Regions from separate parts of the Homo sapiens genome. Here region 1 is linked to region 2. Evidence: chromatin loops called from intact Hi-C (ENCODE). Cell type or tissue: mammary epithelial cell. All regions are shown on one strand. Each heading gives the region's core, and the rest is flanking DNA. Links, peaks and the distances in the headings are about the cores only. Region 1 holds the start of LOC124900612 (a long non-coding RNA gene). Region 2 overlaps LOC107983974 (a long non-coding RNA gene).

Region 1 (16,265 bases), core at 3,578-11,577, 70 kb before region 2:
AGTTTTGCTGTTTCTTCCTGTGGTCCTCTGAGGTTGAAGAGAGAAACCTCAAGGTCATTTTCAATATCAGGCAGTCTCACTGCTCAGGGCATGCTTTCCTATGTGTAGGTTTCTTTATTCTCCCATTCTGCTTCTTTTCACAAAAATGTGGTTTGCAAAAAATCCATATCGTTTACTCAAAACATAGGGTTCTAAAACTTGAGACACTGGGATCAATCTAACCATGCTATTTGGATTTAAAATGTGGGGAGGATATCCAGCTAGGTGAGCTATCTGATCATGAGTTCAAGATTGAAGGCTCTTTTTTTGATATTGGCATTTCAGCATCAAATGGGCAGCCTCTTCTCTGATCCTAATGTTCTCTCCTTTTAATAAGGCAGGTGGGACACGACTAAAAATTTCACTTATCCCAGCACCAATGCAGCCCCACCCACTTTGATTTGCTTTCCTGTAGCATTTATAGCCACATCTCTTTTTCAATCAAGTTTCTAAAGAAACTGGATTGCAAGTTTCTTTAAGTCATGGACTTCCCTTGCTCATCTTCTCTTTCCCACTCCAAAGTCTATGGCAATGTGTAACACAATAAATGCAGACTGTCTCAAAAGGATAACAGCTCCCTCAAAAGTGTCAAGATGAAGACATCAGAGCATGCTGACATTTTTATTCTTCTTAATTCTCGTGCACACCAATGGCTGGAGGCCTTCCATTGTCTCCTGGTCTGAGTGCTCTATGTATGCTTGTCAAAATAATGAAAATGTCTGGCTGTGTCATTGATCAAACCTCATGGAGTGAAGAAACAAGCCTCGGAAGGGTTGGCTCTGCTTTCAAAGGTACCGGACACCAGGCTGCTGGTGCAAAGTCCCTTGTGAAAGGCTGGCCCAAATGACAAGCTGTAAAGGTCCAGACTTTCAGTTATGCTCTGTAACAGTGTCTGAAATCAATATCCATAGCGCAGAAGGTGGTGGAGGATCAGAGGCTTGCAGTGCTGCCTCTGACATTTCAGGAGCATCTCAGTTGTCCCCCAGGGTGGTCTCGTCTCATTCCAGCCCAGAATGGTGCTGGGCGGGGGGAGCCCGAGCTCTTCTCTTTAGAAATCTTGGAGCAGTTTTTGATCTGTGCAAATCATCGGGAGGAAAAGAGACCCGGAACCCTTGGCTTGTGTTTTGTTCTAGCAGAGCCAGTTTTAAGTGAATTGATTTGTAGGGCTGCTGCCACAAAAAGAGTGATTCCTTTTGCTGCTGGGTGAGAGAAACAGTAAAATGAGGCTGTTCTTGATGGATCCCTAGGGCCAACCCATGCGAGAGGTGGATGGCCAGCCTTGCCAGTGGGCAAGAATACCAGTAAGCTCCTGGAGTACATTTCTTGTGCAAAATATCCAGTGCAGTGTCTGGCAGAGCACTGATGCTCCTGAGGATTAGGGCCCTTGTCTAATGCGGTGACATCTAAGTCTTCTATTGACATTAATATTATGTGTCCCTATTTTATGCAAGATGTGTATAGGCCCGTGGTATACTTGTGAAATATGGAGCTATTTTTGGCAATTTTCAAAGGGCCAGGGAGCATCCAGTTTCTCTTGTGGGGTGTCCCCTTATCTCCCTGATCTCTCTCTTTCAGCAACTTCCAGCACCCCCTACTTGTTTATCTGTTGTGCCCTGAGACTTACCTCCCTCCTGAAATATGGTAACATTGCATTCTAGTTGGTCTTTCTGTCCCTATTCTTCTGTCTCTAATTGAGTACCCTGCCTTCATTGTGTTCATTCTAACTCAGATAGGTTCATTCTTTTTTTTTTTTTTTTTTGTTGAGACAGTTTCGCTCTTGTTGCCCAAGCTGGAGTGCAATGGCGCGATCTCAGCTCACCGCAACCTCCGCCTCCCGGGTTCAAGCGATTCTCCTGCCTCAGCCTCCCGAGTAGCTGGGATTACAGGCATGTACCACCACTCCTGGCTAATTTTGTATTTTTAGTAGAGATGGGGTTTCTCCATGTTGGTCAGGCTGGTCGCGAACTCCTGACCTCAGGCGGCCCGCCCACCTCAGCCTCCCAAAGTGCTGGGATTACAGGCGCGAACCACCGCGCCTGGCCCAGATAGGTTCATTCTTATTCCTGGCATGGAGCTCCTCTGATACCTCTCATTATTATTGTTGGGGTATTTCCCAAAATGTTTGAATTGGTTCACTGCATCCTTGCCTCAGCCCATGTGCCAAGTCCCGCGTCTGGACTCTCCTTTCCATATATTTCTTTTCAAGGAAGGTAGAACTGTTTACCCCAACTCCGACATCACTGTACTATTACTCATTTGTATGGCAAGCTCCTTCCCATCTGTCAAGAGTCTGCTCAAATGCCATTTCATTTCTGTAATTCTTCATGCTTCCTCGACATGAATAATTAATCAATCTACCCCTCTCTGATCCCTTATAATGTTGCACATATTTTACAATAACGTTTATCATTCTGGGTTATTTTACTATTGATACTCATTTGCATATCATTCCTTAATAAGCGGTGAAGACAGGAACTTTACCTTGATTTATGTTTGAATTTCTGGTGCCTATCAATGGTGCCTGCTGTTTGTCTAATGGGTGCTTTGACAAAAGTCTGGGTTGAAACTTAAAATTTGAGACACATTTGTCTTTTGGATTTGAGCATCCGTGCATGTGACATGTTGATAAGTTAATATTTTATTGGTTATTGATACTATTTTAGGGTTGACCATGGAAATTGTTATCTTAAAATTAGATTCCATTGGATCTTGGCATTAAAACGTTCTTAAGAGGCTCGTGACCCACGTACTCTTTTGGTTTAGAACAAATTTTTCATTGCCAAAAAGTTCTGAGCCCTGATGCATGCAACATCCTGCATAGAATAATAAAGGGTCTGTACACTTTGTGGAGTCAATCCAAGAGAATGACCTACTTAGAAATCTCCAACTGAGAAGAATCTTTTAGAAAGAGGAGTCCATTTGATTTTCCTGTTTGGTGACTTATCTATGGGGAAGATAGGCTTGTCTATGAGAAACTCAGGTTGCATGATTTGTGTTTTCATTACCTGGGGCCGGATTTGTTACTGATACTCCAGAGGTTCTGCCTAGGCCCTGCTGTTTGCCGCACAGAATGCCAATCACTGAGACAAATGAGTATTGCCAGGGAAGAAGGCTTTAGTCACCTGTAATCAGGTGCTATAGTTAAGGAGAAGGGGAGATAAATTCTCAAATCTGTCTCCCCAGCTTATGAAAATTGGGGGATTTATATAGCAGGGAAGGCAGGAAAATAGGAATTAGGGACTGGTAAGAAAGCAATCATGATAGATGAGGAAACTGGCATCTCATTGTCTGGATGTGATGATCTGATGAGTTTCATTCCCTTGCCTGAGGGTCAGTTTCTTGAGGAAGGAACTCAGGTGAGACAAATGTAAGTTTCAAGTTTTAAGACAAGGGAGGGTGAATTTCTATGTTTATTCAAAAATCATAAATATTAGTTCTATGGGAAAATTGGATGGTTTCAGCTTGAGACTAACTTGGTGGGCACTGAAATCAGCATGATCCTTAGGTGGTCGTATGTTTTCATAGGCCTGGTCTCAGTCACTGCCTCAGCGCTAACTTAGTGGCAGAGAAACTCGCAGGTCTCTTTGTACTCACTGTCGACGTCTACTGAGGCATCACTCCTCATGGGCTCTGGAGTCCGAGTGCCTAGGCTCCAGTCCCAGCTCCACTAAGGGGTGTAAGCTTGTGCGAGTTACTTACTATCTTTCAACTTCAGTTTCTTCATCTGGAAGATGGAATAATAAAAATAGCCATGAGGGGTAAGATCACAATATAACACACTATAAAACACCAAAAGGTCTACGTCTAAGACTTGGCTTGGTGCGTGTTTCAGCCTCAACCCTGCTCCCACCTCCCCCATCTAGCTATTTAGCATGATTATTTTTATTTGATGCCTGTGCATTAAAAATCGGCTCTTCTAGACCTAGTTTTGATTTATTTCCATACATTTGATGAGGGTCAATATTTGTTGAAAGGAAATGTGATTTTGAATGTTTAAAACTGCCATTTTTTGAGGCCGTGCATGGTGGCTCATGCCTCTAATACCAGCATTTTGGGAGGCCAAGATGGGCAGATGACTTGAGGTCAGGAGTTCGAGACCAGCGTGGCCAACATGATGAAACCCCGTCTCTACTAAAAATACAAAAATTAGCTGGACATGGTGGCAGGTGCCTGTAATCCCAGCTATTCGGGAGGCTGAGGCAGGAGAATCGCTTGAACCTGGGAGGCAGAGATTACAGTGAGCCCAGATTGCACCACTGCACTCCAGCCTGGGTGACAGAGTGAGACTCCGTCTCAAAATAAGTAAATAAATAAATAAATAAATACATAGTTTAAAACTCCATCTCAAAATAAATAAATAAATAGTTTTAAAAAGTGCCATTCTTTGAATTAGGTACTCTAAAATAATATCATATACCATATAATCTAGGCCTGAAGATTGTTTCAATTTTTTAATTGATGCTGCCTATGTTTTACAAATATGCTAATAAGCATACAAATCTTTTGTAATAGAAAATTAGGTATTTTATTATTGTTCTAAAATGAGAAAAAAAAAAAAGATCCCATTGATTCCCATATCAAATTGTCTTGGTTCTTATTTTCTATTCCACAAACCTTGTAACAAACAGACCCTTTGCTATAGGTTTGAGAACAGTATATTAATAAACAAATACAATATAAAATTGCCATTCTTTAAAGTAACACATCTTATAAGCTAAATGATTTTAGGAGATGAAATGTCAGGCCAGTCACCAGCTTAGAGACCAATGCTTGTTAAATTTTAAGAAGTTAGGGTTAGAAGATTATTTTACACAAAACATTTGTTCAATACCTTTTGTATTTTCTTGAGGCACAAAAGCACATACATTAGTAAGTGATTCGTGTCCAACTTTTATTTTCTCTATGCTTTGGATTGTTCAGGTAGGCAAGAGGAGGTTGAAAACCAATTCTAAGGCACAGTGTTGTGGCTCATACCTGTAATCCCAGCACTTTTGGAGGCCAAGGCAGAAGGATTGCTTGAGCCTAGGAGTTCAAGGCTAGCCTGGTCAACATAGTGAGACTCCATCCCTACAAAAAGAAGAAAACAGATTCTAATTTTAGCTGTTACCTGATACCAGAAAAACTGATTTAAAAAAATTAAAATTGCTTATTTGAGGGTTTTTTTTTTTTTTTTTAATCGAGACGGAGTCTCGCTCTGTTGCCCAGGCTGGAGTGCAGTGGTGCAATCTCTGCTCACTGCAACCTCCGCCTCCCAGGTTCAAGTGATTCTGGTGCCCCAGCCTCCCAAGTAGCTGGGACTACAGGCACGTGCCACCACACTTGGCTAATGTTTTTGGTATTTTTAGTAGAGACGGGGTTTTGCCATGTTGGCCAGGCTGTTCTCAAACTCCTGACCTCAGGTGATCCGCCTGCCTCAGCCTCTCAAAGTGCTGGGATGACAGGTGTGAGCCACCGTGTCCAGCCTTAAGCAGTTATTGAAATGCATATCAAGTGCCAACCGATGCCTTGTCTTGTGCAATGTCTCATTTAGTCTCTATATAAATCTATGAAACAGGTCTTATGACCTGATTTTAGAGGTGAGGAAATTAAGGCCTGGAGAATTTATAAAAAGATTATGTTTTTAAAAGATAATTTTTTTTTTCTGTTGAATTAATGTTCATTGGGCCTTTTGTCTGATTTTCACTGATTTCAGGCACAGTGGATTGAAGAGGGGGGCAGTGCTGAGTCATTCACGTGGTGTGTGAGGGCTCCTGTTTGTAAATCAGGGATTCTTGCAGCCTGCTTTTTCAGGTAAACAACATTCCTTTGAATTTTGCTTCATGTTTAAAACAGAAATCATGTTATTTGCTTCTGATTTGGCTGCAGAGCAGGCAGCAGCATGCCCTCCAGAAATATCAAAGAAGGAAAAGCCTCCTGGCATGGCAAACTGCCTCAGCTGCTCTCTGAAAATAGACCTCAGTTGACTGAGGTTATGTCAGGTTCTGCTCCATGTTCTTTTGGAGGAGTTTAGGGGTTATCTCTAGGGTAATATGTACAACATCTTTTATCCAAATATAAATGCGACACGATTCTACATTTTATTATTAAAGCGTTTGAAAAGGCGGCTTTCTTTATGGAGTTGGAGGCATTTTTCTTTGTTCGTGGTGGGTTAGATCAGGGGTTCTCAACTAGGGGTCAGTTTTGTGCCCCCGCCCGGGGTCATTTGAAAATGCCTGGAGAAATTTTTAGTTGTCACAACTGGGGTTGCAACTGGCATCTAGTAGGTTAGGTCACAGATGCTGCTAAGCGTCCCACGATGCACAGGACAGAGAATTATCCAGTCCAAAATGTCACGTATGCTAAGGTTAAGAAATCCTGGGTTAGGTTAAATTGCCTTAAAACGTAGCCCACGTTTGCAACCTGAATCTATTTGAAAATGTTCCTCCCTTCCAGTGCAAGCAGAGTTAATGTGATGTTGAATTCTGTGGCTTTGTCTCAACTCCTAAGTCTGATGAGATGATCGATGCCTCGGCTTCTTTCCTTGCTGTCTGTTATTGACTTTTCTCTCCGCCTCTGGTGTCCAAGCTCTTGCTGCTGGGGGATGCTCACAGGATGGTGCAGGAGATGAGGGAGAGCTGGACCCACTTCCCACCTCCTGAAATATGGCTTTAATTAGATAAGGGAAAATGATCTAATAAAAATCAATTCAACACCAGGTCAATGAAGAGATTAAGGAGGCAGGAATAGATAGATGACCTTGCTGATAAGAATTAGAAATATGATTTGAATATTTTTGGAGAAAATAATTTATGTAAAAATTCCTCTCAAGTCATTTAGAAATATGGTTGCTGCATTCCTAAGACTCCCCACCCACCTCTTCCCCCACAAACATTGTGGGTGTTTTCCCTTGCATTCCATCTGTAATATTCAGTACACTAAGTGAAATACGGATGTGGGTGTGGTTATTTTGTGTCAATTTCAGTCTGATTTCCCCAACCTTGTCTGCATTCTTGCATTAATTAGCAAACTAATTTTCAAAGCCATGTTTTATATGCCTGATGCATTTTAGCACTCTGCTTGTTTTTTGGCAATGCGAATGTGGGCAGAATATGATTCTTGCACTTGAGAAACTGATGCAGTCTGGTAGTAGAGAACAATTTTTAAGGAAATATTCATAATTAATGGGGTTTCCAATTAATGCTCTATAGAGAGAAGGGGTCTGGAAATATGCATGGAGCAAATTCTGTTTAGGGAACTGAGAAAAATTTTATGCACAAGGTAATTAGGGAGTTAGGTATTGAAGGATGAGTAAGAGTTTGACAAGCAGAGGAATAATAGAGAGGCCAGCAGGTATTAAAGAGCATGGATGAACATGCTGTGGTAGGATTATCATGTGAACAGGGTTGAATGGGAGGAGATGAATCTGGATTTCATCCTTCAAAACATGGTGAGCTCTCTGAGGGAAGAAGTATCCTCTGTCCCTGTGGCAGTGCCAGGCACACAGCATCCATCCGTATCAGCACCAGAATGAACCTCAACAGCAAAGGGCTGTAGAGCGTATGTTCTGAGTCTCTAAGCAAAGAAATAATATGATTAAAGGTGGGGATCCCAGGGGAGTGTAAATGAGAACAGCAGTAGGAAGTCTGCTCATAAGGGCAGGATGTGACAAGGACCATGGCAGAAAGAAAGAAGGAGAGAGAAGGGGTTCTGGAGACACTTGGCAGGTAAATGTAATAGAATGTGATAAATAGAATAAATGGAAAAGTGATGTAAAGGGTAGACGGGATTGCCATTGTCTTGGGCAGTGCGGACCAGAGGATGATACTGAAGTCATTGTATTCACAGTGTGTGCCCAGTATGCCTAGAACAATGTAACTTTCAGAATGTCATGTTTGGGGTAGTACCTTCGTATGCTGGGGTAAGCACTGCTGTGGTTGAGAGTGGTCTACCTGAAGATTTGCTGGTACACATAGTGATTTTCTCCTGTGCTTTGTCTCCAGGGACATTGGCTGCTGTCTTCTGACCCACCCTGTGTGGCTTTGGCGTCTCCTGTGACCTCCCAGTATGGGTCTTGGCCTCATCCTGCCTCTTTGTCTTTCTGGCCCACCACCCACAGCTTGAATCTCAGGCTCCAACAGTTGCCTGACCCCCAGATTCTGATGACAGCCTACCTACTTGTTCTTCAGGCCCTCACCAGACTCACTGCCCAGACACACCACACAGGAGAACATGAAAGGGTGAATGAATCTTTCATCATTTGATGACCAAGTTGGCATTCTTTTACATTCCAGCCACCAGAGGAAGGTGTATTTTAACACAATTGCCCTCACATCCTCCTTAACAGGATTTACATAAGTTTATTAACACATATGTTTCTACAAAATCAAGTTTTGAGAACCATTTTTATACACTGATCTGGGACATTTTGGGGATATGAAATTAACTTTAGCACACACAGCAAGAAGAAAACCGAACAACAAATTCTACAAACACCAAATTTGCTGTGAAATTTACATTTCAGAATCTCTCAAGAAATAGTGCCCAGCAGCAATTCTTACTGTTTTCACTTTTTCCCCCGTCTTCACATTTTTATGTTTGACAGTGCCAACATATTTTCTCAACATTTATTCTGAAAGGAATGTACTTTGTGAATTCCTTAAATGCAGGATGATTCTGATTTTATTGGCCTAATAGCTCCTCCTTATGCGTGGGTTAGTATAACAGAATGCATTTGAGACCTGCTATACTATTTTAAATTAAGACATTTCATGTAGCACATAGTATTTTAAAATGAAGAACATTGTCTTGGAAAGCACACAGGCTAACTGCTATTTTCTTGATGCAAGAAATATTTAAATTCTCTGTGCTTCAGTCTATACAATCAGTTTTCCAGGGATGCTGTGTATATAAAACGAGGGAGTGTATTAAGAGTATCAGCATGTAGTAGGTCCTTCAACAGAAGCTGGAGGTTCTGGCTCAAGGTCTGGCTTGTGTTCAATGAACACCAAACCACATAATTGCCCTTGCCCTCATCCTCTCTTAATGCATAAAGAATTTAACCTAGTCAGTCAACTGGCACAATGTAGTAAAAAAGACACACACACACACACACACACACACACACACACACACACATTTGTTCTAATGTTAGTCTTTTTATAAATGACAATTGAGTAGACATGCAACCTAGGCAGTGTGAAGGACCGGAATTAGTAATAAGTATTTCAGTACACAGCCTACAAGGCAGAGTTGGGGCCAGGTTGCAAGGAAAGGGCAGCGACAGGGTGATGGACACGCTCTATCTACTATCAACCAATCTCTACACAGAACCAGGTTCATTTACATTTGCTCTTTGTGACATCCTGCAAGAAGGTAGTACTAACTCAATTTATAGATGGGGTAACACAAGGTCTGAGACTTTAAGTAACTTTCCAAGATCACATGACCAGTAAGACTTGATACTGTGATTTAGTTTGAAATCTTTTATCTTTCCAATGTTCCATGCTGCTTCCTAGGGACTAGAAATGAGCCCATTTGCAGACACTGAGAAACATGTAAGAGTCTTGATAGCCCTTGCCCCTGAAGGAAGCTGTCTGCATTAATATGTCAATAGGCAGGAGGACAGATTCAGCCATGGGGTGGTCAGTGTAAGTCTCCTGGAAGTTTCTTCCCACCATCTCTAAGAATCTTCTGCAGCCTCTGACATTGTCCCCACGAGCTCTGCCCTGCATCCAGCTCAGGAAGGGTCTGGGCTTTATCAGGTGGGTCAATGGCACTCAACTACCAGGAAGGAATATTACACAATGGGGTTGCTGGTTCCTAACTCTAACACTACGTTTGCACTTACTAGAGTTTTTTATGAGCACTCTAGGCTGATCTGGTTAATGTTTATCTACCCCCTCATTCTAAGAAAGGATTTAGACAATTTTTGGAGTATAATAATAGAAATAACAGCAGGTTAAGTGTAGACAATGGGAAAATAAAATGAGTCAACACATCAAATGCATAACTCAAAGACTCACCATTGAACACAATGAATTTGGCAGAGATGGGTTCCGGGGTCGTGCTGCTGAGAGTTTTGGGCTAAAGGTGATGCCAGATGAGGCTCTGTTCTGAAGACTCTTTTTTTATTTTTTATTTTTTTTTCTGAGACAGAGTCTCACTCTGTCGCCCAGGCTGGAGTGCAGTGGCGTGATCTTGGCTCACTGCAACCTCTGCCTCCCGGGTTTAAGTGATTCTTCTGCCTCAGCCTTCTGAGTAGCTGAGACTACAGGCATGCACCACCACGCCCAACTAATTTTTGTATTTTTAGTAGAGACAGGGTTTCATCATATCGGCCAGGCTGATCTCGAACTCCTGATCTTGTGATCCACCCGCCCCGGCCTCCCAAAGTGCTGGGATTACAGGTGTGAGCCACCGTGCCCGGCCCTCTCGAGACTCTTTACTTGCTTAGGACATCCTTGCAACAGGTCACTTTTTGTTTGCTGATACATGGTCTAGAGATTGGGATTTGCAGAATTCTGCCAGATTGTTATTTCTAATTGGCTTTATGGTGGAGGGTGTGTTGAGAGACTAACGACTAAGAAAGGCACAGGACATTCTGCAGGTAGTCATAGGTTGTATTGTTGTATCAGTACTCTGGGGGTGAAGCAAACTGCCCTGCTGTCCCAAAGAATAGCACTGTAGGCATAAACCAGGGTCCTATTTATAGGGAGGCAGTCTATGTTAGCACTTAGGGACACAGATTATAGGTAGAGTAAGACAGATTAAATCATGGCTGTGCCGCTTACTAGCTGAGTCACCTTGGGCAAGAGGTTTAATGTCACCATCTGGAAAACAGAGAGGTTCCTCACGTTATACCTTAATGTAACATTCTATAAAGGATACTTTAGTGTGAAAACACTGAAAATGCCTATTTTAAACACAGTGAATACTAGAAAGTATAGATACATTTCCAGATACCCATTATTCAAAAATTTGATTCATCCACACTGCCCAGAAATGGTTAAATATCAATTAACAAGTATGTCATTAGTAATAAAGAAACAACCACAGGCTTTGTCAATCATTCTTAACTTAAAAATACGGACTCTTGGCCTGATGTAAGAATAATGATGTTGAGGCAAAAAGATAAAGGCGTCACCTGGAGAAAGGAGTGAATTAGACGATTTTTGGAGTATAATAATAGAAATAACAGCAGGTTAAATGGAGATAATGGGAAAATGAAGTGAGTTGGGGTGGGAGTAGAAGGGAAGGCAGAGTGGTAGTGGATGCATATCTACCTCCTCCGTCTTCCCCTTGGCATCCAGGAAGGTGCCGATAGATGGTGATGAATTGCATTTTATTCTTTCTGAAGACTGCTTACTTTTGATATTTTTTTGAGGCAGAAAGGAATGAATGTAGCTTTAACCTCTTTGTACTATGAGTGTTCGTGACCCTGGGATAATATTTTAAAAGTGTATTATACTAATGTATTTTTGTTCTCCATAAATTACGTTGTCTAAAGGGCAACTCATTTACCCAAGACATTAATTTCATCAGAGATGCTTAGATCAGGAAGATCAGCACTCACTTTTGGGTTTCCAGTAGATTTTGTTGAGTCTACATTGGAAGCTAGGGTGTGTTGAAAGAGAAAATGTTTATCTTAATTCCACTCATACTTCTTAGCATACCAAGAGCCAAGACACAGTATTGAGAGGAGAAAATATAAGTTTAAAGGGACTGTCCTATTATATAGGAAATGGTAGGAGCCCTTCCACCATGGGAAGGAGGAGGCCAGCCAGTGGAGGCAAGAATCAGAGAGAACAACTTGGGTGAAAATGCTTATGAGGTCACTCAGAGGGACCCAGGGACTCTTACCTGGAGGAAGGTGGGGCAGATAGATTGAGGAAAGAAGTAAAAGGTAAAGGATTGAAGGAAAAGAGGGCACTGATGCCCTACCACCTGTGCCCTTCCTCCTATTTGAATTCTGGGGGGACCACCTAGTGAGAGGCCTGCCGGCCAACATGCAGCTGTGGCTACCGTTGAATATAGTATGTTTGCGAAGGTTAGGCAGGGAGACCCAGAGCTAGTCCTCCTAGTTCCCATGACTTGTGTGTGACATGTAAGAGGCCCATATCTCAAGGTCAGGGGGCCTGCAATATAGGTGAGAATTAAAAGTTTGTGTCCTCTATAAACAGTGTGCAATACAAACATATTTATGTCGTAACCCAGATTCCTTGAAAGGATGTCTTTCCAGGTTATCGTAAGGATTACTTTAGACACTGGATGTGTATGTGTAAGGACTACTTTGGATGCCATATGCCATGAGTTTAATACAGGGTGTTGAAGACAACAAATAGTCAATAGATGGCATCTAATGTTACTGTTACTAATACAGAGTGGTCGTTAATTTGGAAGTAGCAGTTGATTTGAAAAGTACCAGTGTGGGCCGGGCGCAGTGGCTCATACCTGTAGTCCCAGCACTTTGAGAGGCTGAGCTGGATGGATCACTTGATCCGAGGAGTTCACGACCAGCCTAGGCAAGATGACAAAACCTTGTCTCTTCAAAAGATATAAAAATTAGCCAGGCATGGTGGTGCACACCTGTAGTCCCAGCTGCTTAGGAAGCTGAGTTGGGAGGATGGCTTGAGCCTGGAGGTTGAGGTTGTAGTGATCCATGATTGTGCCCTTGAACTCCAGCCTGGGATGACAGAGTGAGACCCTGCCTCAAAAAAAGAAACAAGAAAAGTATGAGTGTGATTACTCTGGGAACATCATCTAGAAAAGTCTGAAAAATCTTGTGTTAAGAGCAATTCTGGTGTGGGTGTGGTTGCTTATAGGTGCAATAAAGGATGAGGGTGTGAGGCAGGCATTGTCTGGAATAAAAGTAGTGAAGTCTTCATCGGCACACCCATGAGGGTAAATGTGGCACCATATTCTAAGGCAGAACAGGTCAGTGCAAACTCATGGGCACAGGCCACCCTGAGTTGGCCCAAACTTGCCACATTATGGCAAGCTGGGAGTCAGTGGGACCACATCTTGGAAAAAGGACTGAGGTGGATGAAGAGATAGAACTGATCCTCTTGCAAAATGGGTTTGTGGACCAAAAAAGCAAGTCTGTTGGTATAAAGGTAAAATAATCTTCTCTAGATCTGAGAGTAACTTGAGGGGAGAGACCTGTTTATCCAGACTTGTAGCCCCCAAAAGCTCCCATAATGACTGATACATATTAGGCCTTCAATTAATGTTTGAAGAAAAGCTTATAGACAAGGATTTGTGCCCAATTTGATGGAGCAGGGCAGAAGATGCTTTGACAATCTCAGATGTGCTGGGGGTTAACATCATGCCAAATGGGGCCTATCCAGAAGATTTTGACTTTAAAACAAGGGCCAGGAGACCAAATACGGACTCCAGTGCTGTGTTACCGTGTCATCTGTATACCAGGGATGTATTACGTGAATAAGAAACTCAAAGAATCCTGGGATATTCCCATCAAAATTCAAGGGTGACTTTTTTTTTTTTTTTTTTTGAGACGGTGTTTTTGCTCTTCTTGCCCAGGCTGGAGTGCAGTGGCATGATCTCAGCTTACTGCAACCTCTGTCTCCTGGGTTCAAGCGATTCTTCTGCCTCATCCTCCCAAGTAGCTGGGATTACAGGTGCCCGCCATCACGCCTGGCTAATTTTTTTGTAGTTTTAGTAGAGACGGGGTTTCACCATGTTGGCCAGGCTGGTCTTGAACTCCTGATCTCAGGTGATCTGCCCACCTCAGCCTCCCAAAGTGCTGGGATTACAGGCATGAGCCACTGTCAAGAGTGATTTTTTTTTTTTTTTTTTTTTTTGAGACGGAGTTTCGCTCTTGTTGTCCAGGTTGCAGTGCAATGGTGCCATCTTGGCTCACTGCAACCTCCACCTCCTGGGTTCAAGCGATTCTCTTGCCTCAGCCTCCCGGGTAGCTGAGATTACAGGCATGCACCACTAGGCCCAGCTAATTTTTTGTATTTTTAGTAGAGATGGGGTTTCTCCATGGTGGTCAGGCTGGTCTCGAACTCCCGACCTCAGGTGATCCACCCGCCTCAGCCTCCCAAAGTGCTGGGATTACAGGCGTGAGCCACTGTCAAGGGTGATTTTTTTGTTTTTTTTTTTTTTTTGGGACGGAGTTTCACTCTCGTTGTCCAGGTTGGAGTGCAATGGTGCCATCTTGGCTCACTGCAACCTCCACCTCCCGGGTTCAAGCGATTCTCTTGCCTCAGCCTCCCGGGTAGCTGAGATTACAGGCATGCACCACTAGGCCCGGCTAATTTTTTGTATTTTTAGTAGAGATGGGGTTTCTCCATGGTGGTCAGGCTGGTCTCGAACTCCCGACCTCAGGTGATCCACCCACCTCAGCCTCCCAAAGTGCTGAGATTACAGGCGTGAGCCACCGCGCCCGGCCAAGGGTGATTTTTAATGTATTTCTTGGTAGATGGCCCAGTTCTGTGGAACAGAAATTCCAGCATCTGATCCTCTACTGCTGATAGATGTGGCCTTGAAAAGAACTTAGAGATTTTAAAGTCTCACTGAGGGTATAAAAAAGTCTTTAAGATGAAAGATTAATTCATAGACTATGAGTTCCATTGTTTGTTTGGTTCACCTCGGTGCCTGGGAAATAGTAAGTTCTCAGTAAGTATTAACTGAATTTAAATCATTTTGTGGAGAATTCTGTTGCATCTGGTACGTGCCGGCCATTGTGTCAGCTGCAGATGTATCCCTTTCAATAGGGGGCTGAGAGTCTAGTAGAGAAGACAGGAAAAAAGACAGTGACCGTGTGGCATGGTACATGTCATGACTGAGTAATAAACAGGAGATTTTTATGAGAGCAACAGTCTTTCTCCATATCAGAGACCATCAAATGGTGGTCTACAGCTGGAGGCTACCTGCACATGTGTTTTATTTGCTATTCCCAGGGTAGGCCAACCTGGAATTTAAGCATTTTTAAAAGTCTGTCATTAGCATTTACAAATAAGTATTGTTTTGTCACAAGATCTTTGGGGTGTTGCTTCACCAGCTGGAAGCCTCTGTGGCCAGCAGCGCCTCCGCCTGGGTTTTACTTGCGTCCACTGGGCTTGTTCTGCCCACTTGGCCCGGCAGGCTGAGCTGGGCTCATGCTACTGCCCAGATCCCACGCCTGCCAAGGGCGAGCCAGGTGCGGAGCAGCAAGGGGTGTGTGAGTGAGCGAGCATGGAGTCTGGCCACTGTGTGTAGCCATGCGTGCTGGCTGCAGCAGGGTGGGCCACTCCAGGCGCCGGCACAAGCGCCGGCTCCAGCCCTGTGTGAACCTGCAGCTGGAGCATGTGTACCACAAGCGGCTTCTGCTGTGGGCCCCAGCGTCTGGTCAAGGGGAATGCAATTGCGCCCAAAAGCTTGGAGATGCCAGGAACCGCAACACCCCAAAGAGGGTGTTAGAGCATGTCACAGCCCTGGCTTGAGGAGCCCCAGGTCAGGGCTCCCAGAAGGGCCTCAGCTCTTCTCTCCTTCTCATCACCTGCAGTGTGGTGAGTCGGGGGTGTGTTTCATCCCTGTTTGTGTTATAGCCCTTTCAGTCCTGCCATTTGGCAGGTCCTGAGTTCTTTTCCTACATCCAGGAAGAATGAGGTGCGTGGACAACTGGAGGGTGAGCAAGGTGGAGAGGAGCTTCACTGAGCCACAGAACAGCTCTCAGAAGACTCGCAGTGGGCAGCTCCTTTCCGTAGGCAGGTCGTCCAGCGAGTATGTGAGTCTGACTGAGTCTGGGGGTTTTTACGTTCTCAGAATGGAGGAAATGCTGACTGGTTTATGGTTGGTCTGGAAAAAAGCATCATCCGATTAGTCAAACCGTCATCAATGAAGTACTCACTCTGGGCTTCAGACTTTGCCTGGAACTGGCAGCCTGGTACCCAGGCTTCAGGCTGTCCCTGCCTTGAAGGTGGGGCTTCACTGGGGACCTGCCACTTCCTGCCTGGGATGATGCTTCCTGCTGCCATCAACATGATGTCCACAGTGCCCAGGCTGTTTGCCCTGAAGGGTGCCTGCAGGCTAATGTCGAGCCACCCTCAGCCCCCTGGTCTCCCTCTGGTGCTGATTGGCACCCAAAGTCCAGAGGGGACTGAGGCAGCAGGGGGCTGGTGTGTCAGCACCACCCACAGAGTGCACGTGCCCAGCTGGGTTGGGACATTGCCTGGGCTCAGCCACAACTTTGCTCCGCACTGCAGCACTGGAGTGGGCACCAGGAGCGGGAGAGGCCAGGCAGC
Region 2 (16,265 bases), core at 5,235-13,234:
ATAAACTTTATGGATCTGCAATTAATCCAAGGCTTCTTTGAAGATGGGGGAAATAAATTTGTCTTTACAACATCTCCAAGAAGAGACCAACCGTCCAGTAGATGATTAGAAAATCAGAAATTAATTGGTTGAACATTTTTATTCTCCTTGGGCATTTGAGCCCAGAAAAGGGAGGCAAAGAGACCCTCAGAGTGAGCAAAATGAGAAATGAGAGGGAAGGGAGAGACAGAGGAGAGGTCTGAGAAAAGGACAAGGGTTGTGAGCCAGAAGCTTCCTCTGTGCTAAGTCATTTAATTCTTGCTGTCACCTTGTGAGGAGTGTCACTCAGCTGTCCTCAAGTCCTGTACACTTTAATATCCCAAAGTGGGCTTGGCAGCTCATCTGCGCAGAGATTCCAGCATTCTCTTTAATACCACCACGGATCTGGGGTGTTTGTTTTGGTGGTGATAGTGATGGGTTATTCTGTCAACCACGCAAAGTAGAAGTGCCTGCAGTTAGGTTTTTGTATTAAGTAGCAAGGGTTTTTTGGGGGGATTTGGTTTTTCTGCAGTTGTATATGAATAGTCCATTTTACAAAAAAGAGGCTCAATAAATCTAAATAACCTTCTCAGTTAATTATGATACTAATTACGAACACAGACCTAAAATACAGAACTGGAATTGAAACTCAGGGCTGTGGGCCTCAAGTCCTCTTATGTTCTGATTTGCCGCATGGTCTGTAGGAAGAGACCAGCTTTGGGCCAATTGATACCCTGGGACAGTGCTCCCTAAGCTTCACGAGCAAAAGATTGTTGCTTGTGCAATCCTGCCCTCAGCAAGTGGACATTTGGGATACATTAGGGATGGATTTCAATGGCTTCCTGCTTCCTAGAGGAGAAATGATGAGCAGAAGCCTTAGCTCCATGCAAAATATCAGCTCCTTCTGACATTGCTGGTTCCCTGTCTCCCTACTCTGGGTTTGCAATAGATAAGGAAAGGGCGATGGTACTCAGAGGAACTTCCAATCGGCAACATGCCTTAAATCTTAGTGGCCTTGTGGCATTCATGACCAAACATCGTCACAGGGAAACACTCATTTCAATAACTGTAAAGAAGTGTGCCTGAGGAATACTGAGCTCAAAACACATTTGAAAAAGGAATTTGAGAAGGGAAAGCAATGAAAGGAAGACAGTTTTTTAATTTTTATTTGTTTTAGTATTTTCAAGACTCTGATATTTAGTACTAATAGTAAATAATTAAAAAAAAGTTTAAAGTTCTTGAGGGCACAGAACAAAAGCTTTTGAGCTGGGATTAAATTCTAGCTGCTTTTATTAAAAGTTTTTGTAGGAATCCACAGGGACGCTATTGAGACCATGTCTCATCATTCACTGATTAGTAGATTTCTTGAGCTGTGAAAATGATTTCTTCTCATTGATCTGATACACAGGGATGGAACGCTCAAAAGAACAGGGCACGTGAGTGACACTGCAAAGCACCTTGGAACTCACACCTAATATACTCTTTGATGAACAAGACTATAATAAGATTGAGACAGATGCGTTTTTAAGACCCAAACGTAGGCTGGGGGTGGTAGCTCATGCCTATAATCCCAGTACTTTGGAAGGCCACAGCGGGCAGATTGCTTGAGCCCAGGAGTTCAAGACCAGCCTGGGCAACTGGTGAGACCTTGTCTTTACAGAAATATAAACATTAGCTCAGCGTAGTGGCACATGAATGTAGTCTATAGTCTTAGCTAATGGGGAGGTCGAGGTGGAATGATCACTTGAGTCCAGAAGGTGGAGGCTGCAGTGAGCTGTGATTGTAATACCGCACTCCAGCCTGTCTAAAAAAAGAAAAAAGAAAAAAAAAGATCCTAACATAATGAGTAGTTTTTTTGTTTTATTTTTATATAGAGCATTTTAATTGATTTTTATCCTCCTATAACCTTAATACTCTTACCTATTGATATGGTTCGGCTGTGTCCCCACCCAAATTTCATCTTGAATTGTAGCTCCCATAATTCCCACATGTCGTGGGAGGGACCCAGTGGGAGGTAATTGAATCATGGGGGCAGGTTTTTCCTGTGCTATTCTTGTGATAGAGAATAAGTCTCATGAGATCCACTGGCTTTATAAAGGGCAGTTCCCATGGACACGCTCTCTTGCCTGCCACCATGTAAGACATGCCTTCGCTCTTCCTTCTCCTTCTACCATGACTGTGAGGGCTCCCCAGCCACATGGAACTGTGAGTCCATTAAACCTCTTTCCTTTATAAATTACCCATTCTTGGGTATGCCTTTATTAATAGCATGAGAATAGATTAATACACTTATTTTGTAATATTTTTAATTCTCTAGGAATGCAAAGAATTTAAACTTTGGTGATCAATACATAGTTGTAAATATTATGGAAAAGGAAAAAGAGGCTGGGTGTGATAGCTCACACCTGTAATCTCAGCACTTTGGGAGGCCTAAGTGGGCAGGTCACTTGAGGTCAGGAGTTTGAGACCAGCCTAGTCAACATGGTGAAACCCCATCTCTACTAAAAATACAAAAATTAGCTGGGTGTGGTGGTGGGCAGATGTAGTCCCAGCTTCTTGGGAGGCTGAGGCAGGAGAATCCCTTGAACCTGGGAGGCGGAGGTTGCAGTGAGCCGAGATTGTGCTACTGCACTCCAGCCTGGGTGACAGAGTGAGACTCTGTCAAAAAAAAAAAAAAAAAAAATAGGAAAAGGGTAGGGTTGTGGAATCAAACAGCCAAGGATATGGACATTACAAACATGGAATTGCAATCACACAATTGTTCTGTTTAATTTCTTAACTAACTTGAACTTTTGTTTTCTCAATTGTGAGATCAGGATGACAACACCTCTCTAGTAGGATTGTTTTGAGGATTCAAATTGAGAGCTTATATAAAAAGAGTCTTGAATGCTGCCTAGCATGTAGTAAGTATTAAAATGGTCATTTTCTTCCCCCTTTCCTACACTGAAGTGCTTATAATTACGATCACTGCCAATCTGTTTTTCAACATAGCATTTGGAGAACATCAGAGGCAACCAGATGAGTATTTAATGAAATTAACTGATCATCTCATTTATTTATTCAATTAATATTTAATTTTAGATATGATAAATGGAATGAGCTAGCATAAAACATATTTACTTGCTAGGGTAATTTCTTCCTGGAACTTAAGTGCCTTTGACTTTCAGTCAAAGAACTCTCTTTTGAGAGTCAACTAAATCAAACTTATGGAGGAAAAAACTATCAACATAAGATTCTGTTACTTGGGGGGTTGATGTGGGAGGATGCCTTGAGTCTAGGAGGCTGAAGCTGCATTGAACTGTGATCTTACCACTGCACCCCAGCCTGGCCAACAAAGTGAGACCCTGTCTCAAAAAAAAAAAAAAAAGATTCTGTTGTCAGTTGGCTGATATATTTTATTTCTACCTCCAGTGAACATATATTTATAAACATAAATTGAACACATATTGCCTATCTCATATATACATGTGCATATATATATACACACACACACACACACACACACACACATAGCATTTGTTGCATATATGATGCAAGGTGCTTATCCCAGCAGGAAAGGTTTGCAGGCTGATCTTTGAAACTACATTGATAAGAGGTAGAGTGAACATACATTTTAGTTTTTCTCTTTTAGGTTTAATTTATATCTGCTGACTTGATGCAATTATTAATAAAACTTGCTTGTACCCTCCAAAGAGTTCCAGGAGATGGTAAGAAGTGTTCGGATGATACAGTACATGGTCATCCTAGTAACAGGTATCTCCTCCCAGGAATAGGGGCTTTGGCTCCTTTTGAAGGATCCTGGGAAGTAGTTGCCTTGACCATTTCTTGCTCAGGGTCGGGGTTTCATTGTGAAGGCCTCTGGTGCAGCAACAGCTGGGCTATCCAAGGGGTTGCTATGATGAATGGAAACATGCAGGGCAGCGAAGGCTGGAGGGCCAGATAATGGATGTCCAGTTTTACAGGATGTACTCATGTTAACAGTTCCATTGCTAACTAGTTAAAGATCAGCCTTATGAAAAATGACTTCCCACTTCCAGCCTCCAAGGAACATAAAACTGTGCAAAGACAGATGAGATGATGCTTTGAGTAATCCTTAATGAAACTGATTTGAGAAATAAAACCATTTGTCTCTCCCATTCGACTGCCTCTTGTTATGTAAAATCGCTGTGTAATCATCTTAAACCAGAATGGACTGGAGAGACTGAGGGACAGAAACTTCTGAGTCTTATGTTTCTGTCATCCACAGCTGCTCATCAATAAGAAAGAAGCAAATGTTGCAACAAGCACTTTCTCATGACAATACTGAACATTCACGCATAACTTGAGAAAAATCTTTCCACGGATTTGTGAGCACTTGTGCAATGCGTTTGGCCCAGTGATTCGCCTTGATCTAAAAAGTCAGGAGGCAAGTCTTTGGCAGAAACCTGTTGTTACCCTGAGTAAAGTAACTCTGGAGCTCAGCTCATTTCCAACTGTTTACTGTTCAGATTCTTGGTGGTCTTAATGCTTGGCACCTATGCTGTTGAATTTGCCAGTTTCACAATTCAATCGGTTATTAACACAGCCTAAACAACTGAAGATTTTAAACGTGGCCTGCTAGAGAAAACCCTGGATAAGGAGTCTGGCAATATTATTTTCTAGTTCTCTTTGTGACTTGGAAAATTCACTTCACTTCCTTACGCCCCACTTTAATCACCTGGAAACAAGGCTCACGTGGCTCACAGAAGTGCTTTGATCCAGAACACCAGCCGTTCCTTCTGCATGCCCTGTTCCTCCCTGCATGCCTGACTGTACTCCTGGCCTGTCCTCCCTGCACCACGCTTTCTACAAAAATCAATAGCATTTCGAGAGGCAGCACAGGTGCCAGTTTTGCCATACGAAAATTCCTGTTTTTCTCCCAGGTTCTTTGAAGGAAATGGTTTGTCTCCTTCAAGCTTGTTAACGTGTTATCTCTATTCTTTCATGGCAATATCCATGCTACTGCTTTGCACATTTTATTATTGTTCTCAAGAGCATACTAGCTGTGGGCTGGCTCTATTGCACCTTCATCTACCTGGTTGCCAGAGAAAGAAGCTTGCAAGTGTTTTTTTCCTGTCCATTTTTAGAGCCACGTTACAAGTGTTCTATGTGATTCATTTCACTTGCATCTGGTTTTCTTTCTGCTGTCCTTCCTTTTCCTCTGCCCTTAACTTTCCTCCCAAATCCCCGATCACAGTGCAATTTGCATAATGATTCCTAATTCCTTAGTTTTCTCTTGGACCCGTCTGTACCTTTCCAGCTCTATTGCTACTGACTGGTTTGTTCAGGCTCTTCTAATCATTATGGCTGGTGCAATTTTCTTCTAAGAGGCTTTTCCAGGCCTCCTGCTAACAATGATCTATAATGCCTCTGTAGATATTTTTATTTATTTATTTTTATTATTATTATTTTTTTGAAACAGGGTCTCACTCTGTCACCCAGGCTAGAGTGCAGTGGCACCGTCACAGCTCACTGTGGCCTCTAACTCCTGGACAAAAGCGATCCTCCCATCTCAGTCTCCTGCGTAGTGGAACTATAGGCACATGCCGCCACACCTGGCTTGTTATTTTTAGGAGAGACAAAATTTTGCCATGTTGCCTAGGCTGGTCTTGAACTCCTGAGCTCAAGCAATCCTCCTGCCTTAGCCTCCCAAAGTGCTAGGATGACAGGCGTGAGCCACCGTGTCCAGCCTGCAGTGATTTTTCTTAAAGCCCTTTCTTAAATCTCATCAGCTTGCTCCTGTTTAAAGTCTATCAGGGACCCTTTAGTGCCTGTCTGCAGGGCTGGCTCCAAAGGCGTGTAACATGAGCACTTGTATAGGACCCGTGGGCTTAGAAGGGCCCCATGCCTGGTTTATCGTTCTGTAGTCACTGTTTTGCGCTGAGATCTGCAGATTATGGAGTCAGTCCTGTATTTGGTGTAGCATCTGAGTCACATAAAGAGCCTTTACAACCATGTGGCCACCTCCCCTCATGCCCTAGTCACTGTTCTCTGATCCTAAGCCCTATGCTTTCCTGTTCCTTCCCATGTAGCTCTCCCCCAGTTGTGCCATTTGGTCTAGTTGGTGTTGTTCATGCAACAACAATTCAGTCCATGTTTCCTGTGTGCCACAGATTGTCACTGGGTAGTGGAAATACAGAGATGAGGGCAGAAACTTGATTTCACAGAAAAAACCAACTATATACACATAACTCCAATACAATATGGGAAATGCAATAAAAGAGAAATAACTGATAAGCCAGTTACACAAACATACACAATGTATGGCTTCTGTTTGTTTGATGTTTACCAAAATAGAATTATTGTATCTTACGGGTACCCATCTTTTACAGTCTTTCTACCGACTTTTGTAGGTTTTTCTCATTGTTTGCTCTTTAAAAACGACACACATCTTTATCTGCTTCTTTGTTTTCTTACTCAACAATTCCTTGTGCAAATTTCTCCTAAACCAATGATTAAAACAAAGTTTGGGATTATTTTAAGAATCTTCTTTTAATCATTTGTTTCTCTCATTAGAACAGCAAGCTTAAAGTTCATTTTCATTCGACTACTTTAGAAGGGAACATTAAATAGTAGCTGTTTTCCAACTTGAGCCTTTTGTGTATTAAAATTAAACATTCAGTTCTACCCTTGTACTTATTCTTTCAGTTAAGCAAACTAGCATATTATTTGGAAATTTTGTTATAAATGCTGGCTTTCCTTTACAATTTTTTTCTCAAAACATCTGTTTAGGGAGGAAACATGTAAATCGTAAGATAATTCCACAAATGATGTTCAGATGAAAACTTTTCCATCTCGGCCTAATTTTAGAGCCCTGCTACAAATATTCTGTTTAATTAATTTCACTTGCGTTTGGTTTCCTTTCTCCTGTCCTTATTTTCCTCTGCCCAGGGGCAGTCAGATTTTTCCTAATGTTTCCTCTCCTTCCTCTGTGTACCATAGGTCACTGTAGACTCCATGGTTCTCTCTCTGTGTTTGCCTGGATCTGCCTGCAAAAGTGCACTGCCCTCTCCTTTCCTCCTTAGCTAGGATGGCAGTTGGCAAATTGAGCCTGACATTTTCCTAGAGATGTGCAGAGGATGGCAGTTTTAATTTCATTTAAATTTTAGGAATTAAAAGTCCTTATTTTTCCCAGTCTGAGTTACTAATATCTTGGGTAAAACCTTATTTCTACTGGGTGCCTGGGGATGTATCAGGGGGCAGGATGAATCAGACAGCAGAATCTGTTTGAGGTTGAAAACAAAGCAGAGACTGAAAAGCCCGGAGACATTCTGGACCCTTATTTTCTGTTGCTCTTTCTTCTTCTGTCTGCGTGTTGAATGCCTTTATCCCCATCCCATCCTGCACCATGCCACAGATACACACATTCTAGTGGGAAGCGATTCTTTCAGATTCTTCAGACCTTCTCTCTAACCTCACTCCTCAACGCAGTTGTCTGGGATCATGTAGGCAAGAAAAATACTCGATGCTGTATTCTCTCCAAGACCTTCCTTTGTAGCACTATCCCAAACTGTTATTGCTGATTTATTTGAGAGAGTTCTTGGTTAATGTCTGTCTCTCTACTGGGCTGCATGCTTCTAGAAGACAGAGCCTACCATAGAGACCAAAATACATAAGGTCTCAGGAAATCAGTATTGCCCGACAGAAACTTCTGCAGCGATGGGCATGTTCTGTATTTGTGCTGTCCATTATCATAGCCATGGGCGACAAGTGGCTGTTGAGTATTCAAAATATGGTCAGTATGACTGAAGAATACAATTTTAAATTCTACTTAATTTTAATCCATTTAAATTTACATAGCCTCATGTTACTAGTGGCTTCCATATTGGGCAGGGCAGACTGAACTAGGTTAGTAGATGTGTGGATGGAGGAAATCCAAGGAAGTAAGTACCTGGGTATGGGATTAAAGGAGAGTCAAAGTCATCACTGGGACTATTTTTGCATTTTTTTTATTCTCAACATACACCACCACCCCTCCCCGCCCCTCCGTCCCCCAACACACACACCAGCTTGCTCCACTGGCTGGATTGGGTTGAATTCAAGAGGTGGAAATTTGTAGCCTCCCTTATTGGCTCTGATGTCTTTGCTCTCAACCAGAGAAAACACTATTGCCGTTGTACAGGGTGTGGTCATTCCCAGCCCTGTTTCACCCTTACACGTGATCCTGTCTTCCTCTGGGTGCAATGAGGTCGTCATCAGTCTAAGTATGTTGGAGTGGTCCCCTGAGTCAACAGGAAGTGGCAAATCCTTGCTGAGTGAGTTCCCTGAACTGGGAGGATATCCTGAACATGCTATAACCTGAGAAAGCACATGTTTATCTTGCAGCATAAAAGCCCTCTGTTGGCCATACAGTGCTTGTTAATCCAGGGCTCTCTGTAAGCCTGACTCAGTAGGTGGTAAGTAAAGAAATGAATTTACTGTCCCTGTTCCTGTAACTCATGCTGACTGTGCACATGCCTCAACTGGAGGCTGGTTTTTGCTTTTCCAAGGGGCATGTTTCTAAGGAGACATTTATCTGTGTGTATCAAAGAATCATTTGCCTTGGATGACATCACTGGTCACAGCCCATTCTGCTCAGTTCCTTATTTAAAGGAGCCAAGTCTGAAAGGCCTGGCTTAGAAAGTTTCTACCTTCAATAGTTGTGTCAACGGGAGAGCCTCAGCATGCTGTTCTGAATGGAGGGCCAGGTGCAACGTGTACATGCAGACCCAGAAGATAAAAGTTGGGCCTACAAATGCACTCCTTCTGCAGATGAGATGCCAGTCTCACCAGGCCACCTGGGAGCGAAAGGGCTTTCTGACCTTCATGAAAACCCAACACAAATATCTCAAGAACTTTTTCAAAATATCTATTTTCCTGCTGCTCTCCTGCTGGTTCAATCTCGGGAGCTTAAGTAGCTGTGATTGTCCCTGGGAAATCTGCTTTTTAGTATAACTTATTTGGATGGAAAAAAAGCCATCATCTATTTAAAGTTTACATGCACTTGCCCCTTTGATCCAGCAATTCTACTTCTAATAGTTATAGAAATACTTGCATATTTAAGAATAGATATATATGGTTATTCATTAGTGTGAAAAATTTGAACCAAGAAAAATGCCATTAATAAATCAGGATGCAATAAATCAAGGTGTGCAGATGGAAATGGCAGAAGTTGCCTGCTCACTTCCGTTTCCCATTCTACTTTTTTTTATTTTCTAATCTTAATTTCTTGAGTATTCATAATAAAATATGGCTTTATTCAAACAAAGATTGATAAGCATCGTGGTGAATAATATCAATAATATTTGAAATATTATCAAATTTATTTTTCATTTATTGATGTAAAGGCTCTGATATGGTTTGGCTCTGTGTCCTCACCCAAATCTCATCTTGAATTGTAATCCCCACATGTCGAGAGAGAGAGGTGATTGGATCAAGGAGGTGGCTTCCCCTCTGCTGTCCTTGCGATGGTGAGTTCTCATGAGATTTGATGGTTTTATAAGGGGCTTTCCCCAATTTGCTGTCACTTCTCTCTCCTGCCATCATGTGAAGAAAGTCCTTGCTTCCCCTTCGCCTTAACTATGATTGTAAAGTTTCCTCAGGCCTCCCAAGCCATGTGGAACTGTGAGTCAATTAAACCTCTTTCCTTTATAAATGACCCAGTTTTGGGTAGTATCTTAACAGCAGTGTGAAAACAGACTAATACAGGGTTTAAGCTGGGGACCGGGTTAAAGGAATGACCATCACTAATGCTAACCAAGGCAGGGTTTAATGAGTGAGGCAAGATTATTGAGGCCTCTCAAGAAAAATACAATATATTTTCTGTACCAGCAGACCGGACTGAGAAAAGGGGACTGGAAGAATCTGTAACAGACCACATTTTAAACTTGAATTTGACTTAGTAATGAGAACTAATTATGAAGAATGAGCTTGTTTGAACTGGAAAGGGCTAATACTTTAAAGTCTTGAGTAAGGAGGGTTTCATTTTGGTTTTGATTTTGTCCTCAGAAAAACTGGGGATCCAGGGCTAATTGAGTTCACTTTTTAAAAAATAATGTGACATTTCGGCATACTAAGTGTCTACTGCCATGGGTGACAGCAAGGGCAGAGAGGACATCTATGCAGTGGCCACCCTGGATTGCCACCAGATTCTGCCTTTTCACTTTCTCAGCCCAGGGCACCTCCAGGCAGTGAAGTCACTGGTAACAAGACAGCAGGAACATGAGCACACAGATAGGGGCAGATAAGGGATTCTTTATACACCTGTGGCCATGGAACCAGAGGAAGAAAGAGCAGGTCTGCTCTTGGTCATGTGCAATCTCGATTCAATAATTTTATACAAAACATAGATTCTTTCCGTCATGAGCTCATTCTTTGCGTGGCATAATTTCCGGACTCCTCCGAGGTAGACGAGCCATGTGACAAATGTCTCTACAGTGCTGATTCTTGCATTTTCATGCAATTCACACCTTTTATAATATTACCATCAAAAGGTGAGGGTAGGAGTGTCTGGGCCACTGGGAAATCTTCAGGCTACTTGATCAAAACCCCATTGTGTGCTAGGTGCCCCTTCCGCCACCAGGAGTTGAAATTATGCCAATTGTTCCTTATGTCTGCAGCTTTGTCTGTCTCTTGTGATCTGTACATTTGCCTACATTTTATTTCTATTAACATATTTTGTTACACTTCCTCCATCTTTTTCAACAGATGCCCTCTTCTGAACAATCCTGCCAACCTAATATTGTACATTTGCATTGTAACTAAGATTTTGACTCCCTTACTTTCAGAACAAATGGAGAGACCTCGTTCAGTCGATGGATGGTAGCAACAAGGAAGAAAGCAAATGGAGAAATGACATCTCATGACCCAGGTAATTTATGGGATTACATGATATAAGAATTAATGCTGGAAAGAACCTTGCAGATTACCTGCTCCAACTCTCACATTTTCATTTGAATAAATTAAGAATCTTAAATGACCTTCCCAATATCACATAGGTAGAGTTGAAACTCAAGTGAAACCAACAGAACTCATTTCTAGAAAGTTCAAATAAGATGTTCACAGCAATCTTTGGAATCAACAATAAAATAAGCCTCTGAACTGAAATTTGAAATGAAGTCAGGGCATTGGGCTTCTTTGCAGACTATTAGGAATGCAAAATACTAAAATTAATTTAGGCAAAATCATAGCAGCATTTTAATTTTACAAGCTGATTTATCCAAGCATTTTGGTGTAAATCCTCATTTAGTATTCATGACAACTTTATGAAGCCTGAATTATTATTCTGATTTTGCAGTTTAATTATTCTAGGTGCAGAGAGGTTAACTGGCTTTTGCATTAACAGGGCGGTAAATGTTAAAATAAGGGCTCAAATACAAGTCACATCACTCTGAAGGCAGCGCCAGCCAGCGCCCAAACAGTAAAGGCACTTCTAATTCATATCAGAGATATATCTCCTAAAGTTTCCAGAAGAATCGAATCACTGACCATCTTCCTGCTTTGGTGAGGCTTATTTCAGGGTTCACTGGCCCTCATTATTGGTGTGATCCCAGTTATTAAAGGGACCAGAGAGCTATCATGACACAGCATGCTTCCCCCAACAGTTATACTTGAAGTGTCAACAATGATAAAGGAAGCTAAGCATAGGGTGATACTATATTAGTGTTTTTTTTTTAAATAGCCCCTCTTTCTGGCATCTTTATTTATAATAATTAAATTTGAATTGGATTTTGACTGCTCATTCAGCCAAAATTACGGAATTGATTATGCATTTGAAAAGGGAAGGCATAAATAATGCAAAAATTATTCTGTAATTATAGGCAATTGACAAGGATTCAGGGGATGTGTTTAAACCTCTTTACCCAGCATCCAGAAGCAGCTGACTGCCCCTTTTTTTCTCCTTTTAGGGTATTTCTATAATCTTTTTTCCCATGTTAGAATGATTTAATTTTGCATGCATTTTTGCTCATGATGTTTCCGGGTTGATGCCAACCATGTATGCCAGAGACAAAAAGAAACGTGCTTCTTTGCTGGAGTTGTATAGGTTGTTCCTCAAAATGTTGGATTCCTGTAGAATTGGAAACTTAACGGTGATTTGTTGTGGTTTATGGTTTTACGGGCACAGAGCCAGAAGAGACCCTGGAGGCCATCCAGCGGTACCATTTTATGTCGTAGTGGATGGAACGAAGACTCCAAGAGATTAATTGAGATAGCCTGGAGTTTCCTGGCAATTTCCTTGAGAAATAATGATACTTAGTGGCAGAAGTGAGTCCAAAATACATTTGTGCAGGTCCAAGTCATGCAGTTTTCCCCACCATACCCCACTGCCTCTGGTTACAAGTTTTCATGTGCCCTCCATTCCTGACATGCTGTAATATCTGGGGCAGGTCCATCCTTCTCTGCCTGTCTCTCCTTATCTATAGATCTGATGTATGACTTCTCTTTGTAAGGGTGTCACAAATTTTCTGTCAAGATTATACTTCTGTACGCTTATTTTTAAAATGGAACTTTTCTATTTCAGCTCCTCTTGCAAATAAAGTAGACCCTTGAACAATGTGTTTGAACTGCACAGGCCATTTATAAACAGATGTTTTTCAATCAATGGAGCCGGCCCTTTGTATCTGGGAGTTTTGCATCGGCAACCAACAGCAGATTATATAGTAGTATTCCCTCAGTGCACAACCTGCGGATATGAAGGGCTGACTTTTTGTGATACGTGGGTTCTGTGGAGCCAGCTCTGAAGCTTGAGTATGTGTGGGTTTTTGTATCTGCAGAGGGTCCTGAAATCAATCCCCTACAGACACCGAGCAACTGTAGTTATTGTTTACAGGGATAAACTTGGCAATCATTCCTTAAAATCGATTACTGACTGATGTGTTTTTCTCACTTCTGGAGCGCCTACCATATGGTACTGGAGTTGGGGATTTTCTTTCTCTCTAACTGCACCACGTCCACACATGGGAGAAACTCATGGAACATCGGTTGAATCTTCCCAGCATTGCCTGTATCTGCATGGTGCAGACAAACTGAATTGCTGCACATTGCCCTCATTCATTTCTAAATGATGGTCGTAGCAAACATTATTAGGTTCTGACAGTGCTAGGCTCAAGGTAAGCAGGTGATATTTATCATCTTATTTAAAGAAGCTCACAACCCTGTGAGATAAGTACTGTCCCTAGTTCCTTTAAACAGATGAAGAAACTGAAGCTGAAAGTAGTTAGCCCGGATCTCCTGGGCTGAGTGGTGGAACCAGGATTTGAACAGGCTGATTTTCACTCACTGTGGTATTCTGCGTCTGATATAAAGTCAGGGTATCCCGGTAAGGGCAAGGAATGCCTTGGTATCTAAATCTTATGCTTCGATTCCTTCTTCGACATTCCCACCAAGTAGCCGTGTACTCTCTGAACATCTTGCGGTTTAATTTATGCAGTTCCATCTTTACCTGTTAGAAGGGCTGTCTCTATGTTAAGGCCAAACCTGCCTCCTGGTCCTTCATAAATATTGCCCCTGCCATCTGGAGTCATGGAGAAGAATCTTCTGAGTATTCTCCCATAGCACAGATTTCAGAAACTCCGAGACTTCTGCTTTCCTTGATTGATGTCCAGTTAGTGCATCTAGTCTTTGCACGTTGGAATTTTAAGCTCCTTCGTAAACCCGCGCATTTGCATCTGATGCCCTCGGTTTGTCTGTGTGCCTCATAATGACAGCATTGACACCCACCTCCCACTCAGTTGGGTTCGGACCCCTTCCAAAAGTTAACCATGTTCTCTTTGTCATAGCACATAGCTCCTGTTAATTCAACTACTAGCTCCTATGAATTCAACTACTAGCTCCTGTTAATTCAACTACTAGTTGTGCTCAGGGAGGTCAGAGTCATTGGTTTATGCAGGAGAAGAAGAATAGGGAGCTCCTTGTCTGAGGCAGGTGTTGCCTGTGTTTCCAGGTTCCCTTTATGTCTCAACTGGTGTGTCTGCTGCCCCTCTCCAGCCCTTTCCTGGCCCTCCAATGCCACCCTGTTTCTCCTCTGGCTCTGGGTGGTCCTTGCCTACTGGCTGCTTGTCTGGCTTTGCCCTGTGTTCCTTGGGTTACTTAATATTTTGACATGCTCCCATCCCAGTGTTTTCTTTTTGATAATGATAGTGCTTGAGGGATTTTCAGAAATACCCAGAGGAACTACTTTCCTCCCTTCCTCCCTCCCTCCCTCCCTCTCTTTCTTTCTTTGTGGAGTGGAGAAAGGAGCAAGAACATGTAGAAAAATATCCCCAGGTAATTATGATATATAACATTTTATATCATTTCTTTATTTATACTCATTGTCTGTTACTTGAAGAAAGAAAGTATTAAGCAATGAAACGTCTGGAAGTCTCTTAATAATATCTGGTACAATATTCCCTATATTCTTCTTTTTTTTTTTTGAGACAAAGTCTCGCTCTGTCACCCAGGCTGGAGTGCAGTGGCGCAATCTCAGCTCACTGCAACATCCACCTCCTGGGTTCAAGCGATTCTTGGGCCTCTTCCTCCCGAGTAGTTGGGATTACAGGTGTGTGCCATCATGCCCAACTAATTTTTGTATTTTTAGCAGAGGTGAGGTTTCTCCATGTTGGCCAGGCTGGTCTCCAATTCCTGACCTCAGGTGATCCACCTGCCTTGGTCTCCCAAAATGCTGGGATTACAGGTGTGAACCACCGTGCCTGGCCAATATTCCTATATTCTTTTCATGAAAACAAACAAAACAATATTTAAGAGATTCGATGCTATTTCAAAAATGTAAAACTTCACTGAACTCTAGGCTAATGAATGAGGGAATGTCATAAAAGCATTGTCAATATTTTAAAATCTTTGATGTGATTATCTCACTTTAGGAGTTATAAATTTTCTTTTTAGCATTTTGCTCACAATTATAGTATGCTGCCAACATATAATTGAGTTTCTTTGGTGAGGTCATATTTTTATGCCAAACTTCACATCCAGTACTTATTAGACCTCCTCATTCAATGTTAGTTATTCCTTTTTTCATAATTCAAGTAGTACTCTCTTTTAAAAATGAATCATATTATTTCATTAAATATCCGGCACAGAAACATTAAACAATACCACATTTATATATGTTTTTAGAGTAGTAATAGTAAAAATAATAATAAGAAGAAACTATTAGGTTTTCTCACTAATGAAACTATCACTGATCAATTCTTCCTAAAATTTGCTTAATTCCCAAATTTGAGGATAGTCTCTCAGACTCAGTATAAATCTTTATCATAAAGTAAGAACATTTCATAATTTCCCAGTAGATAATTATTAAAATTCTTCAGATTTCTTCCCTAACTCTCTTAGCTCCCTTTTGTAGACAACTGAGGAGTTTATTTATCTTGCCTTGCTGATAAATGCATTAAATGGAGAACCTGACTTTTTGCTCCAGTGCACCACTCACCTCTCTCGTGATCCTTTTCTTGCATACAGCTGCAGTGAAAGCGAGATAGGCCATCCAGGAAACCATGCAAAGACTCCCCAACTTGTCTCTGAGAAGTAGAGATCTGCACTCAACTTGAATCTGAACAAGTTTCTGTTATCTTAAATTTGTATGCTAATGCTTATTTGACAACTCTTATACGGTGTTAAATACATTTTACTTAAGGAAATATTTTATTATAAGTTACAGCAATTTAACACTGTTTCTGTTTACTGAAAGAGATTGGTATTATTTCTTCTTTAAATATTTGGTAGAATTCACCAGTAAAACAAGTTGGGCCAGATTCCTTGTTTTTAGAAATGTTTTAAATTGTTGATTCAATTTCATAATAGATGTAGAACTATATAAGTTAGCTCTTTCTCCTTTTGTAACTTGGTAGTTTGTATCTTTCAAAGGGTTGGTTCATTTCATTTAAGTTATCAAATACGTGTGCATTGAGTTATTGGTAGCATTTCTTTCTTATTCCTCGAATATCCATGGGATTGGTAGTGATGACTGCTCCCTCATTTCTGATATTGATAATTTGTGACTTCCCCTTTTTTTCTTGGTTAGTCTGGCAAATGGTTTTTCAATGCTATTAATCTTTTTAAAGAATGAGTCTTTGATTTTATTGCTTTCTCTATTATTTTCTTGTTTATAATTTTATTGATTTCTGCTATAGTTTTCATTATTTCCTTTTTTCCTGTTTACTTTAGGTATAATGGGCTCTTCGTCCTCTAGTTTACTAAGGGAGGAGCTTAGGTTACTGAATTTCTTCTTTTCTAGTATATGCATTGAATGCCAT

The links. Peaks named below come from ENCODE experiments on the same cell type or tissue, not always from the same donor. Only the 100,000 strongest peaks of a DNase experiment are listed, where the experiment ranks them.
Region 1: it touches region 2 in a loop (5-fold over the local background); 2 of 110 quality-filtered maps call a loop at or near these places.

The regions. Positions count from the first base shown.
Region 1 is chr15:93,490,503-93,506,767 of GRCh38, forward strand. LOC124900612 (a long non-coding RNA gene) reads left to right here and starts at 5,659. Exons shown (of 4, transcript XR_001751670.2): 1 at 5,659-5,829; 2 at 8,019-8,255. In mammary epithelial cell, for the core only: no CTCF peak of the experiment used is centred there; a DNase peak (open chromatin) is centred at 6,959.
Region 2 is chr15:93,558,636-93,574,900 of GRCh38, forward strand. LOC107983974 (a long non-coding RNA gene) reads left to right here. Exons shown (of 6, transcript XR_001751681.2): 3 at 10,803-10,885. Among named protein-coding and RNA genes, the nearest start is that of LINC02207, 290 kb to the right of the region's middle. In mammary epithelial cell, for the core only: a CTCF peak has its summit at 8,391; a DNase peak (open chromatin) is centred at 8,346; H3K27ac peaks cover 1,979 bases.